Regions from separate parts of the Homo sapiens genome. Here regions 1 and 2 are each linked to region 3. The links are chromatin loops, found by intact Hi-C in ENCODE. Cell type or tissue: A673. All regions are shown on one strand.

What was found. Hi-C counts contacts between places; a loop is a spot of excess contacts. Peaks named below come from ENCODE experiments on the same cell type or tissue, not always from the same donor. Only the 100,000 strongest peaks of a DNase experiment are listed, where the experiment ranks them.
Region 1: a loop joins it to region 3, with 4 times the contacts of the local background. A loop is called at or near these places in 24 of 110 quality-filtered maps.
Region 2: a loop joins it to region 3, with 4 times the contacts of the local background. A loop is called at or near these places in 30 of 110 quality-filtered maps.

What each region holds. Positions count from the first base shown.
Region 1 is chr15:47,469,624-47,474,623 of GRCh38, reverse strand. It overlaps a transcript of SEMA6D not described here. Among named protein-coding and RNA genes, the nearest start is that of SEMA6D, 250 kb to the left of the region's middle. In A673, a CTCF peak has its summit at 2,989 (motif pointing left); a DNase peak (open chromatin) is centred at 2,953.
Region 2 is chr15:48,248,850-48,253,849 of GRCh38, reverse strand. SLC12A1 (solute carrier family 12 member 1) reads right to left here. Exons shown (of 27, transcript NM_000338.3): 14 at 4,174-4,275; 15 at 2,080-2,235. Among named protein-coding and RNA genes, the nearest start is that of SLC12A1, 45 kb to the right of the region's middle. RefSeq lists an enhancer at 1,425-2,624. In A673, a CTCF peak has its summit at 3,064 (motif pointing right); a DNase peak (open chromatin) is centred at 3,119.
Region 3 is chr15:47,193,143-47,198,142 of GRCh38, reverse strand. It overlaps a transcript of SEMA6D not described here. Among named protein-coding and RNA genes, the nearest start is that of SEMA6D, 520 kb to the left of the region's middle. In A673, CTCF peaks have their summits at 1,968 (motif pointing left), 3,026 and 3,226 (motif pointing left); DNase peaks (open chromatin) are centred at 1,892 and 3,202; H3K27ac peaks cover 665 bases.

The sequences.
Region 1 (5,000 bases), 280 kb before region 3:
TAATAAGTCAGTACCTACTAGAGGGATGCTGCACATATGAGTATTTCATTGAAGTCACACAAGACGCTTTGAGAAGAATCATATTTTAAGATGATTTTTAAAGTCATGTGACATTTGCTGTGAAAGATATACTTGTAAGTTTAAGACTTAATGCCACATACCCTTTGTGCAATAAGGTTTTCATTGCCTAGAAATAAAAGTGTAGTTTTTGTTTATGGTAATTTCATGGTATAATAGAAAAAAAACAAATATTGAGCAAACATTCTACAATTAATTAGGCCATTTACTCTTCAATCTACTTCTCTAAATTGAAAGGAGAGAGGCCTCTGGCTAAGATATTCTGACTCCAATTGTGACAGGGAGGGTCTGTCTTCCTCATGGCTCAGTGGTAAGCCTGCCTCAGGCAGCCCTCAGCTTCTTCTCAACTCAGTTCACTCCATGAGTCCAAAAGCAAGGCGACAAGCTGACAGGAACTCAGCTAGAATTCTTGGCCTTCTATTCAGCTTCATGAGCCAAAGGGAAAAGAGGCCACCTTCCAAGGTCCAGCCAGCTAGGAATTAAGCCTCCTTCTCCTTTTTTCTTCCTATACCATTGCCAGAAAGCCTGTGGACAGCCTTCCCAGGCTTCCGGCTCCCCTGGCCAGCTGGGAAAGGCACAGCCTTTCCAGAACCCGATGAGCTTGCCAACAATTTTTTTTTTCTTGCCCCATGTAAGAGCCAGAATTGCGAGATTACAAAGCCACCATCACAATATAGTCACTAATAGATGTTTTAAGAGTCCAAGGGGAAAGAAGGAGTTTCTGGGTCAAAGAAAAAGAAAGAAAATGATGAGTTTCGAGCAGTGTAGTCACAGTTTTTCAGAGTTTGCTGATAATCAGAGCAAACCTTTTCCTTCCAGGGGACCCCAGGCAGTCTGGAAGACGTGTCTCTGAAATCCGTTCAGAGCCATATTTCATTAGTTTTATTTTATGAGAAGCTTTCTTTTTAAGCATTAACCCCAATTCTCTAACGCATGAAAAATTTAAGTTCATACTTTATGAAGAGGCATAATGCTGGTACCAAATCTCTATTTTACATATAGACTTCCTGAGGACTTGATGGAGAGCCAGCTAGTGACTCTCTTTCTTTCAGAGTGTGTAATGTGAGTCAGGGGACTTCAGCATAATTACTGGCTTTGACAGGTGATGTAGATGACTTCCAAAGTTGGCCTTGGTGTCTCTTGGCTCAGGAACTCCCCTGGCCCAGCCACAGACCCTCTCTCAAGAGGTACCGACTCTCTGATTTGGCCTGGTATTATCAAGGGTCCACTGGCTCCACAAATCCTAAATCTTCTCTAGCCCCGGTTTTGGACTGGAACCAAAGCTGCCTCTGCAGTGGCTGAGGGGAAGGGCCCAGAGTGCAGTGGGTACTGCCAGCTGTGAAGTGAGGGTGAGGCTGCCACTCCTTTCCAGGGAGGCCTGTCTGCCTCCTCCTCTCATCTATGTCCCCAGTCTCACGGCTGTCCAAAGGATTAGCAAAGCATTTTCTTTTCCTCAGACTGACCCTAGAGAAGACGTAGAGTCTGAATGTCTCTTTTCCAGGAAGTTCCCATGACTCTTTGGAGAGCAGAGTGCTGTCTAACTTATCACAGTTACAGTTTCAAATGGCAGGTACTACACAAAACATTGGCACTGTCTTTCTCCAGAAAAATGGGTGTCATTTGCTCTATTATCTGCATAACTATAAGCAACCAGGCAAGTAGTCCTTGACAGAACAAAAGCATCTTCAACCCAAAAAAAGTGATTCTACCTCCTACCTTAGACTTCAGAATCCAGTTCCAAAAATCAAATCAATATTTTCCACATTGAACAATTTCAGGATTCAGTCTTCACCTATCTCTCCTTTATATATGTGTATCTCATTTAATCCTCAATTCTACTTTTTATATCAATGTTATTGGTATTTTTATTGATATTTTTGATATTTTTAATATGTTATTGATTTCTTCTAAAGCTCAGAAGAAATTAAGATACACAAACCACAAGATTAATGCCACATAGATTATAAGAGATGGAGGCAAGATTTGATACCAGTTCTCTTTGGCCACAAAGCCCCATGTTCCTTCTACTACATGGAGGCATCCACATTCCTCCAATAGAGTTCTAGGGTCATTTTGAATTCCCTTTTAATATCTTTTCTGTTTGAGAGAAAAATAAATTGCTCCTGCTCTTGTGATTTGGAAAGCATGGCCTACCGATAATTAGGGCATGTGGACTTGGTTCTAATTCTAATACTGCCAGTAGTGCAATAAGTGACTTAAGCAAGACATGGCACATTCTGGGCAACCGTTTTAAAAATGCCATCCATCTTTAACTTTTTCTTATTTCTCTGTACAATAGGGGCTATTAAAATACACAGGATTTAGAGCCCATGCTAGTGTCTAATCCGGCAGCACTTTGGCCCCTTTGAGAATCGAAATGGCAAAGCCAAGGTAATATGGTCTCAAACTTCAGCTGTCCTGCGTGGCTCCTATCAGTCACAATTGCCTTCTTGCGTTTTGCTGATCTCACTTAACCTTGCTTTCCAAGGATAAAGTATTTGTGTCCTCTATCTATTCTCTTTTCTCTCCCTCCATCCCCTTCCCCCTTCCCTCTCTCTCTTTCTCTTTTTCGTGTGTGTGTGTGTGTGTGTGTGTGTGTGTGTGTGTGTGTGTGAGAGAGAGAGAGAGAGAGAGAGAGAGAAAGAGCACAGCCAGGTAGAACTCTGATCACCGGAGGTTGGTATATTTCAGGAATTGTCTTCCATTCTCCTGACACACATTTGTTAACCTCAGATGTTACTACCGGCATTTTCTTTCATAGACATGCCTCGCTCTCTTCCCAGGAAGACACTTAAAAATCAAAAGCAGACTACCTTGTAATCTAGCTCCTCCCACTAGGCCCAGCCCCTAGTCTGGCTCAAATACCAAGGAATATGGGCTTATCTGCCAGGCTGCTCTCTACTGCCATCTCATGGTAATTCAGCCTTTCTCAGAGAATCAACCTTTCAGTAGGTGCAGACCCTCACAGGAGACAGAAATCATAAAGGCTCATGTCTGCCAGAGCAGCAGTCTTTACGACAGATTGTGTAGGACTTAAAGGCTGAAAATATCAAGAAAATTACTGAAGGAGTTGAATGTTTAAGCAAGGTGTATATCATAACTTGATTTCAAAAAGTAACAATTAAGAAAGTATGACTTATGACAGAAGGTGAATCCTGAATCAGAAAGACCCATTTCTGGGGGGGAAAGTGGGAGTTTGAAACATACCAGAATCTTGAAGATATATTTATGGAGATGAACAAACTGAAAACATCACTAAGAGTCAGCAATGATTTCAACACAATGACTAGGACAGTGCGTCAGTGTCTCAGAGTCTATAAAAGCAAAGTCACAATGAAGTCCACTCAGTCACCCAATGCCGTGTCACTGTGTGCGTAGAATTGTCGACTGCCCTGGCCCTGCTCCCACCAACATTCATGAGGAACAGCAGCCACATGTCCACTCACAGACTCTCTCTGGCACTTGGCTGCTGCTTCTCCCATCACTTGATCATAATTTGGAGTATTTCCATCTATAGGCATCATGCAACTTGCCTTCCTGTGTGGCTGCTTAACAGACAAGGCCATTACAGTGTACACATTTGGTTATGAAAAGAACACACTTTACATTGAATAAAATTTGGGAACACCCCACAAAGGACTGTCAGTGTATGGCATGCAACTCACTGACCCAGGTTATGATTCAAACGGTGTGCTTGGGCAGTGCTTTTATTATTTATCTTTATTCTCCTCCTATTATATTTTTTTCTAAATTGGCAAAGAGGGTTTAGATAATAATAATAATACTTGTAGTTTGAGCTGTATTAAATCAAGAATCCAATCTGTAAAGCTAACCCAACCTGACCACTTAGTCAAGCTCGTCTAATGCCAATTTGAGGCAAAAATCAAGATTAGGTTAAATATTTCCCTAAAGGAATGAATCTTCCAAGTTCAAACTTAAATCAAACAGCAGTATCATTCCATGCAGAAGAGACATAATTGCAAAAAAGTTCATGCCTTACCTCCAGCAGTCTTGGGCTTCCAGAGGGCTTCAGGCTGTCGATTTGCGAACAAGAGATCCAGGATTACGCATTCTACAGTAAATAGAAAAAAAAAGAACAAAAATATATTGGGATAGCTACAAATGCTGTGAAAATGTGTCACCTACAGACTACTAAAAAAAGAGAAAATAAATTGGAATTAGGTTCATAATTCCAGTTGATATAAGCAATTCTAGGCCTTCAATCAAAAAGATTTCTCCATGCAAAACTTAATAAGTAATCCAACAGTGCTGACCAGGGCCTGACAAAACATATGGCATGGTTATTGTAGGTAAGCAAGACCATTAGGTGGAACAAGGACATGGAATAAAGTAACACCAAGGCACACCGTAGCAAAGTTATTTCCTTTCCAATAATTACAATTAGTTCATGGGAAAAGTCTTATTTTGGTTAAAGTATGTCTCTAAACTGTACTAATCTCTCTTTTAACTAATTTGGGTATTGGTAGACAAGATTCAACTAGAATTTATTAATAGGGTTTTTTTTTTCATTGCATTTGTATTTATATGTCTTCTATTTACCATCTGCAGGACACTGTGAGGAGCAAGTTGTGATTAGTATACAAAGTCTCGTGGAGTTTATAATCATGTGCACACTTTTCTGAGAGGAGAAATAAAGTATTTCCTTATAAAATGGTTTTCAACTTAAGTGGGAGTAAAGTAAATCTTAAGTAAATAATAACACTTTTAATATATCAACATACAAAAGATCTTAAAAGTAGTAATAAGTGACTGAGTTTGGGAAATAGAATTTTCATGAAGAAGGGAGGTAAGCATACCTGGGAGATTGGAAGCTAAATGAAGACAGAGTCAAGGATGTCTTTGTTAATTTTATCTCCAATATCCAGCAAAGTACATGGCATATGATAGGTATTTGATAAATA
Region 2 (5,000 bases), 1.1 Mb before region 3:
GCTTTTAAAAAATCATCTGGCAATAATACATGCTGACAAACACGTGGAGCATCTAGGACTCTCATTCATGGCTTGTAGGAATGGAAAATAATACTGCTACCACAGAAAACAGTTTGGCAGTTTCGTATAAAGTTATATATACACTTACTATTAATCATAAATCCCACTACTAGATATTTACCCAAGGGAAAATGAAAACATAAGTCCACATAAAGTGCTGTGGACCTAAACTGAAAACAACTCAGATGACCATCAACTGGTGAACAGAATTTAAAAATATATGTGATGTATTCATACAATAGAATACTACTCAGTGATACCAAAGAATAAACCACTTACATATGCAACAGCATGGATAAATCTAAAAGCATTCTGCTAAGTGAAAGGAAGTCTTCTCAAAGGCTATATCGTGTATGTTTCTATTTATGTGGTATTTTGGAAAAGGCAAAGCTACAGGATCAGACGTCAGAAAAGCAGCTGCCTGAGGCTAAGTTGGAGGGTGGAGATTGACTACACAGGGGTATAATGGAACTTGTGAGGATGATGGAAATATCCTGTATCTTGATGACGGTTACAGCACTGTACGAGTTTGTCAAAACATATAGACAGCACATTTAAAAGGGCTGAATTTTGCCATATGTAAGTTATATGTGATGTTAACAATAGGTAAAGTCATAAAAGCTAAACAGACCCCTCCAAGGTAGTTACTACAAGCTCTGCTTTACTGGCAGAGTAAGGGAAAGGAGAATGTGAGGGTGGCTCTGGGTTACCCTGCACTGCACTGACTGCAGCCCCTCTTAAATTTAATATACATGGTACTAAAGTCAACACCCAAAGTTCAGATCCAATTGTTTATCCAATTGATTAGCCTGTGGCATCTTCCTATTGCTCACAACATCAGAATCTTTGGCATGACCTTTATGTTTCTTATTTATCTGGCCCCCACCAACTCTTCCAGGCTCTCCCTGTGATCCTTCTCCCCATCACTCAGGAACTTTCTGTGTGTTGAAGGCCTTGAGCCTTCCCAAATATGCTGCCCCGCACTTGCATGTGTCCTTAATGTCATTCATGCTTCACCTTCTGCCCAAAATACCATTCCCTGACTCTGATTAACCAAACCCCAGTTGCTTGCTTTTTTTTTTAATTTAAAAAACCCCTCATTTATTTATTCATTTAAAAAATATTTGTTAAATGTCCACTGAGTGTTTGACTCTGTGAACATAAGTTAGGAACCAAAAAGTTTTCCTGGATAATTCCAAAGTTAATCCTTCCCTCCCCTTTTCTCAGCAATTTGCTCATATTACTCTCATAGTGGTTACTATATTGTATCATAATTAATTCCTTAAGTGTGACTCTGTGAACTCCTTGAGGACAGGGACTATATCTAATTTATCAGGACATCAGAAACAGAAAGTGATGTAATGGAAAGCTTGTCAGGTTGGTTTGGTATCATACACATTCTGGTTATATGGTCAGCTCCATCACATCTTGATTATTACTTTGGCAAGTAGTCAACTCTTTGAACCCCAGTTTCTTCATCTGTAAAATGGGACTAATAGTATTGTGATGATTGAATGAGTGCATGGTATATAATAGGTGCTCAACAAGGTTAACTATTGTTATTCTTATTCTTATTCTTATTTTTTGAGACAGAGTTTCGCTCTTGTTGCCCAGGTTGGAGTGCAGTGGTGTGATCTCGGCTCACTGCAACCTCCGCCTTCCGGTTTCAAGTGATTCTCCTGCCTCAGCCTCCTGAGTAGCTGAGATTACAGGGGCCCGCCACCACACCCAGCTAATTTTTGTATTTTTAGTAGAGATGGGGTTTCACCATGTTGGCCAGGCTGGTCTTGAACTCCTGACCTTGTGATCTGCCTACCTCAGCCTCCTAAAGTGCTGGGATTACAGGTGTGAGCCACTGCACCCGGCCCCAACTATTGTTACTATTATATTGCACGATATTATTAATATCCACCTTACATATGCCTCACCTAAGCCCATAGAAGCTGCTCAATAAATGCTTAATAAATGAGTAGTTAGAGAGAGATTTGGAAACGCTATTCCAGACAGTCATTATCTTACCTGGCTTCTTACAAGTCACATAGACGTAAAGGAAGAATTCAATGACATAGGTGATGACAGCTGCCCACCAGTTGATGACAAACATGACTGCACAGCACAAAACAGCTCCAAAAAGAGATACCCACATGTTGTAAATTCCATACGCAGGTCTCCATCCTGAAAACAAAATATGCAGAAGGAAAACTTCCACTCTACTATGATCATGGCACTGAATATTAGAAGAATGCAGGTAACATGCCTTTTTCCTGACATAAAGAATCAGAACTTTTAGGCCAAGTTCCAGAATCTGTGATTATTTTCCTATGGTCTTGGGTCCCTGGTCTATGAAGATGGTACTTACACCAAATAGAATGCTGTAAAGTTTAGGAAATGTTAAGCATCTGAAAAATATGCCATTCAGGACCCTCCATACTCCGTGCTCCCGACTGTCTTCCCAAACTTCCAAACCTTAAGCATCTAGTATCTATGCCATCAGGAGCTGAAAAGAGGCAGGAGGAATGGAAAGAGTGGGATCTACCAGGTGGGGAGGAGAAACTTCTTGGTTGTCAGAGAAAGAAAAAGAGAAAACAATGGGCTTTTTGCTCCCTTGGAGAAGGTGGAGTAGTCATCAAGGGTCAATCTGCTTGACTTCCTGGTAGCTTCCATTACCCTAAGAGGACAGTGCTTGCCCTTTCAGAAATAATAACTGATGAAAAAAGATGGAGAAATGGCTTTTTAAACTTAAGGGCTAGCAAAGGCTTCTTAAACCCAATGTGTTAATGTGTCATGCATTTTGCAATGAAAATATTTCTCACAGTGCGCACGTGCGTGGGAGTTTTCTGTGTTCTTTTAGTTCCCTGAAATGGAAGCAACTGGAAGACAGTATGGACAGGAGGGAAAAGCTCTGATACGAAGGGCACCTTTTGTTAATGAATGGGGTATGTTTTAAATTAGGAGTTGCCAAAACACAGCAGAACTTTTAAGTGTTTGGGAGCAATTTCCTAAATGGCCACAAGATGGACATAGCACTTCAAGAACATCATTGAAAATAGTCTTATTTTTCTCTGAGTCTGGCTTCCCGTCCGTGTGTGTGTGTGTGTGTGTGTGTGTGTGTGAGGCAGACATTTTCTGGGTTTGTGTATCCATGTGTCTTCCTCTATATGCTGTTCTATATTTTCCTGTCTCTCTCCTTCTTTCCCGTTCTCTTTTTTACTCTTTTCCCTGGCTGCCTCTATTATTTCACCTTATTTTTCAAAAGTGGCCATAACATGGCATGGAGTCACACATTTCTGTGTTAACAAAACACACAAAGAAACAAAAATACTCTGCTACTTTCTGTAGCCTAGTATTCGTTAGATTAAGATTGGTCTGCCATCTATATTTTGTCTTATTGGCAGCAAGTTTTTCCAAAGGAGGCTTAATATCTTGTCAGGCCCTCAATGAGTGGAAATGTGTTTATATATCCGGTAAAAGTTCTCAAGGTGGAGAACTTTCTGAAGGTAGATAATGACAACTCTCTATTCTGGTAGAAAGGCAGAAGAAACTGTAGTGGACAATGAAAGCAAAGAAGAGGTGAGGAGTGACTAGAAAGGGGAAGGTTCTTTGGTGTGAAATTTTGAACAGCTTTAAACCACAGCCCAAAGGGTGCACTGATGCCACCAGCATCAATGCAGCCTGTCTACATTGCCTCCACTCAGCAGGTAATTATGGGAACTACTCATCCTTCTCTTCTGCACCATGGGCAGGAAACAAATTTGATAGTAAGGAAGTTTCAAATATATAGATTAATTCCACTTCTGTGGTCACTTTCACCCTGGAAATAAATAGTGGTGTTTTTCTACTGCTGAAATAAGTGTGGTTTCTCTTGCAATGAATAATTTATTGCCACAGGAGAAAATTGACTTTCTGGTTGGTCAAAAAGGCCATTGCTCAAATGATTCTTTTTCTATTTCAAAACTCATCCCCAAACTCACCAAAATAAAGTGGATTACGCTTCCCACTAGGATATAAGGAAACATATAAACACAGATTGAACACTTTTCACTGATTTATTTCGTTTTATTGAGACAAACTAACTGTTTGCTTAGGCATATTTTAGTTTGGAAGTCAGCTTACCTGGAGATTTGGCATAAGAGGCATGGAAGCAGGAGAAATTAATAAGTGCATATGAGGCCAGGAAAAAGTTGGAGATGATGGGAGCAATGGTGTTCAGTTCCGCTGTAAAAGTAACAGAATTGAACATGTACGTATGAGTGATGAGACCAGGGGCTGAACAGCTGTTATAGCCTCGAAGCTTGAATTTATTTGGAAATTGAAAACATAGCGAGCATCTGTCAAAGTTTAAGAAGTTAGTCATTTTTCTTTGGGGATACATATTTACTCTTAGCTAGGGTTTCCATAAAGTAAGTAATAAAAAAGCCTACCAATCAGAAAATAGACAATCGAGACCTCTACTACAAAAAGTTCAAGTGGCAATGGGTAGATGTGCGACTGGGCATACAATTAACTCCCTGTAGCTTTTCTGGAGGCATCTAATCCTGTGTTCTATAACTGTTATGTATGCAATAAGTAGGCTCTGCAGGATATTAGTTAAACAGCAGTGCACCGAAAACTCCCCAGTTGAAATCTCCCTGCATAGGCCCAATATGTGTTCTCTGATTTTCAGGACTCTTTGTCATTCATACCTTTTTCACATCTCTAGAGAGTTCTACCTCTGAAGGCTAGCCAAAATATTATTATTATTATTATTTTGAGATAGAGTCTAGCTCTTGTCACCCTGGAGTGCAATGGCACAATCTCGGCTCACTGCAACCTCTGCCTCCCGGGTTCAAGCGATTCTCCTGCCTCAGCCTCCCTAGTAGCTGGGACTATAGGCACCCACCACCATGCCCAGGTAATTTTTGTAGTTTTAGTAGAGACAAGGTTTCACTATGCAGGCTGCA
Region 3 (5,000 bases):
GATCAATTTTTTACATTCCACGTGTGAGTGAGATCATGAGGTATATACACAATGGAGTACCATTCAGCCACAAAAAAATAAGGAAAATCTGTAATTTGCAACAACTCAGATGAAGTTGGAGGGCATTATGTTACATGTGTCAGGTAATACCAACTCTGTCCTTTTCTAGGACAGTAAGCCTTTTGACTCCCCAAGGAAATGATTTAAATATATCCAAAAATTATTATTAGTTTACAAATATGACACAGAAAGAAATTTGTATTTTGAAAAATTAGTAAAAAAAATAAGAAATATAAACAATAATACTTAGAGTACTCCATAGTGTGTATATATTAAACAGTGCAATAATTAATGACGGCATGGGAATACAGATCTCCATATCAAGAGGTCATTTCAAGACATTTCTGATAAATTATCCAAAACAGCCAAAGAAACTGGTAGGCTGAGAAAAGCCCTTCAGTGAGTCAAGAATCATCAAACAAGACTTAATGCTAGGATTTTTTTTTCCCACTAATTTTGTTGTGGTAGTTAAATTAGAGGCTATGAATGAACTATTGTGGATTTATTTCAATTAATTCCCCCTCTCCACTCCTTTCTTTCAATCTTTAGCTTAGGTCTTCATTACAAAAAAAAAAAAAGACACTTGCAAGTTCAATCTTTGAGATAAATTTAACAAAGCAAGGCAAGATAGAAGAGCAGTCTATGCACATCTGTAACCTAATTTAAAAACAGAATTTGAGGGGCCATCCTAATTGTTCTTCTGATTTTCTACTCTATTCCAATGATTTAAAGACCTTAAACTCACTGCCTGTGAAAACTTAAAAGTGTTGGCACACAGAGAACCAGTTAAGTTTGGCTCTCTAAACATCTGGAAGATAACCTCGTATACAGGGTACAGCATCAAATCATCACAGGCTAGGAGGAGAGACTCTTCTATAATGGAGAGTAAAATCTCACAGGTTAGGGAAGAACAACTGTTCTTGAAAGTACCAAAGTGATATTAATGAATCCACAGAAGAAGCTAAAAAACCACCACCACAGGTACTTAAATCCAAACTACAGAAAGGGGGAGGGTTAGATTCCCCATTTGGCCACATAGATGAGCAAAGGTTTTTTGAATTTATATGTGATTTTTTTTCTTAACAGTGCTAAGATCTCCTAGTATATCCTGTTCAAGAAACCATTAAGAATCTGGTAGTTTTCCCAGTTACTCAAAATTCTAATGAACAGAAGCAGCCACACAAACCCAACCTGACAAGCTTAAGATCTTTTGTTGGTTGTCTTCTATAATTGATATTATGTGTATATTGAGAATAAATGGATGCTGTAGCCTCGTGCCAGTAGCTCTTTCTAACATGTTTCGCATTCTCTTGAATCGTGTGCAACTTTAGAAATTTCCAATCATCTTACTTTTAAATACCTCAGCTTACAATATGAAAGGGCTTAGCGCTGATTTAAATTAAGACATTTTACATAGCTCTGCCTGCATGCTTTCAAAATACTCAGTCAATTAACATAAGCTACCTTCCAAAGGATTTGCTTTAAGTCAGGTGGAAAGGAATATTATTTCAGAACCAAAGAAGGAAAAAAGAATATGGAACATACAGCAAACCAAATTTCTGAAAAAACGTTAAAACTGCTCAATTTCCCCATATTTTAGGGGGGCTGTCTTTTTTCCTCTTTAAAGAGTTCTACCAAAGATCTCTTTTGGCACACAAATGTCCTCCAGGAGGTCTCCCAAGGGATATAATATCCAAAATGTTGCAGCCCCTTCTATCAGACAGTGGCTCAGAAAGCCTCTCTGCAGCCTCCAAAATACTGCAGGCTCAATTACCCTCCGGGTGCAGTGAACGGGCAGAGCCATTAATCATTCCCAGGGCACTAAACGCCTTGAGAACAGTTCTGAGTCTGGCAGCATTAGGGATGTCCAAGAACTGAGCTTGTCTCCAACAGCTGGGCCATGCTGCCACCTGGAGGACAGCAGAACACATAGCTCCTCAGATGCCAGTTACTTCCCTCCAGTCCTAGTGGACCTACAACGTGTGGGCTATGCTGGATGAATATCACCTGCTTCTTGGGTGGTTAACCCTGTTCTCACGTCTCCAAAAAAAAAAAAATCTGAAACTTTCCCCTTCATTGATAACTTGCTGTGGAGCACCTGAGGCCAGTGGTGGTGGGTGAAGGCAGGTGGCCTGGGGGGCCTTGCTTTCTCTGCTGTCCTTCATCCACACGCTCACCCACGTTGAATCCCCATCTGTAGGTGAGCCTTTCCTCTTACTCACCCATCCAGTTAATGGGGGTCTCACATTCTGTTCTTTCAACAAGACATCGTGTCCACCCTCAAAGTGCTCAGACTCTGGATGAAGAGGTAGACAAGAGAATAGAAGGCTGTGCTCATTCATGATAAATGTTCAAACACGGCGAGCACAAGATGCAGTGGAACCCCGAGAAGAGATACCTAAATTGGTCAGGGTCAGGGGTTAAAGGACATTAGGAAAGTCTCCCGTGAGAGTGATCCTTTAGAGGCATCATGAAAAGAACAAGAGTGTGGTTTTGACATCTGGTAAGACCATGGTAAAATACACAATTATAACCACAAATCATGCAAACTTTCTGATTTTCATTTTCTTCCCCTGGAAAATTTTTGTATTAATACCTATCTTATAATGTTATCAGGGGAGATAGAAAATTATATATGTCAAAGAGCTGTGATAGTATATTAGCTCAACACCAGATAATCATTTTTGTTCTAATTATCCCAGCTCTGGCAGAGAAAGTTAGACTTATCTGGGCAGAGATAAAGGGCAGGGAACGGATGATGCAGCCCAAGTAAGACAGGTGAGAAAGCAATGTGCTCTGGGGTCTTCACACAGCACATTGTCACTGGAAACACTTCTGTTTCACCCTTCTTTTCATGTTTCTCTGTGTCCATCTTTCCTCTTTTTATTCTGCTCTTTTTTTCTCCACTGTCCCCACTTAACACTCAAGGGAAAGTAAAAATGCCATTTGTTTCTAGAATATTAAACAAGTTTTTAAGTTTCAGGTAATTAATGATAAGAATATTTGTATGGAGGAGAAATAGGCATCTGGAAATGATTCTTTTTTTCATCAAATTTCCTTTACGTAACTTGGTGGAAAACTTAGTAGGCAGGTAATGCTATTCTGGTAAGTGCTGACACCGGTTGATCCCTATAGAATGCACTAGTTAAGTTTGAGTGAGCTGTAGTGACACCTCCTGGTAAGACAAAGAGAACATCATTCAACACAAAACTTTCCAGGCCTTTATACTTTTATGATAAAAAGCAGTACATGAAAACATCTTCCATATGAAGTATCTTCCTAGGTGGAACAAAAAGTTTGTCTGTAAAGATAGATACACTCACATATGTACATACTCCAGTTGACTGACTACCATTTTAAAAACTGGCTGAGTCAAAGAAAGAAAACAGTTTTGTTTTTATGTCATGACATCAGGTAACTGTAATTTCCTAGACAAATATTTCATTCACATATTTTGGTACTATGTGTGCAAGGCCCTACTGAACATTCTCTAAAGCTAAGAAGAAGTTACTTTATGTAGTATTTTTGACCTGGTTCTTTGTGAAATGCTGATCTGATACTTCCTCTTGAATGCCTGGACTACCAACACCTTAATACTTCCACCTCAACCCTGCCCACTCCCTAGCCCCCACACGCAATTTCCCATAGGTCTGTCCTGGCCTGAAGTATCTTCAAGTCTAGAGTCCCCCAGTCCACTTACCTCCCCACTCTCCCTCTCAAACTCTCTAACTCTTTCAAAATGCACCGGTGTTTTGACAAGCATTTTTAAGACATTAGGTACCAGAAGTAAATGATAAGGAGTGTTAATAACTTAACCTTCTGTATCTCCTTAGTGACACATATATGACATATATATTTGACCTTGTAAATATTAAGTTAGCTTCTCTCAGAAATACAATTCCATGATCTTAATAGTAAGAATCTCAGCCAGCCAACCAAACCTATCATCCATCCACCCATCCACCCATCCACCCATCCATCCATCCACCCATCCACCCATCCACCCATCCATCCATCCACCTACCCACTCACCCAATATTTATTTAGTTGTCTACCATATGCTGTACTCTCTGTTAAGTATTAAGGGAACAAATGTAATCACAACAGACATTATCCTTGTTTCACAGAATTTAAAATCTAGTCATGAAATAGAGGGGAAAAGAGTTAACCAAACAAAAGAAAAGCTCAAATTGAGATAAGGTCTATTAAAGAGACAATAAGGAATAAAGAGTGAATAAAAAGAGTAAGAGATATTCTGCAGATTAATAGAAGTCACAGACAGGCTTTTCAAGGAGAAGGCAGAGCTAGAGACATGAAGGGCAGGAAGAAGCTATGAAGAGTCAATAAAAGTGTCCCAGATGAAGGGAACAGCATGCACAAAGGCCCTGTGACAGAACAAGAGTTTTTTTGTTTTGTTTTTGTTTTTGTTTTTCATAGAAATACCAAGGAAGCAGAGAGTGGTGAGAATTGAAGTTGATGTATGTGACTACAAGGATTCCATTCAAAGTGTAATGAGAAGCCTTTGGATGGTTTTAAGCAGAGAAGAGTATAATCCAATTTCGGCCTTGACAAACAGCTAAAACATAAGGTTCAGTATTCCTTATTCTTGAGATTACAAGTGTTTCAGATTTTAGATCTTTTTGTGGTGATTTGGGAATATTTGCAGTAGACTTACAAGTTCAGCATCCCTAATCTGAAAATCTGAAATCCAAAATGCTCCAATTAGCATTTCCTGTGAGTGTCATGTCTGTGCTCAAAAAGTTGCAGATCTTGGAGCATTTCGTATTTTGTATTTTCATATTAGGGATACTCATTTGATCCTCATAACAACCTTATAAGATATGTATTAATATTGTCAATTTTATTGATGAGAAAATGGAAGAGAAGTAACCTGCCCCAAGTCTCACAGCTATTAAGGGAAAGCTCTGGGACTTGTACTC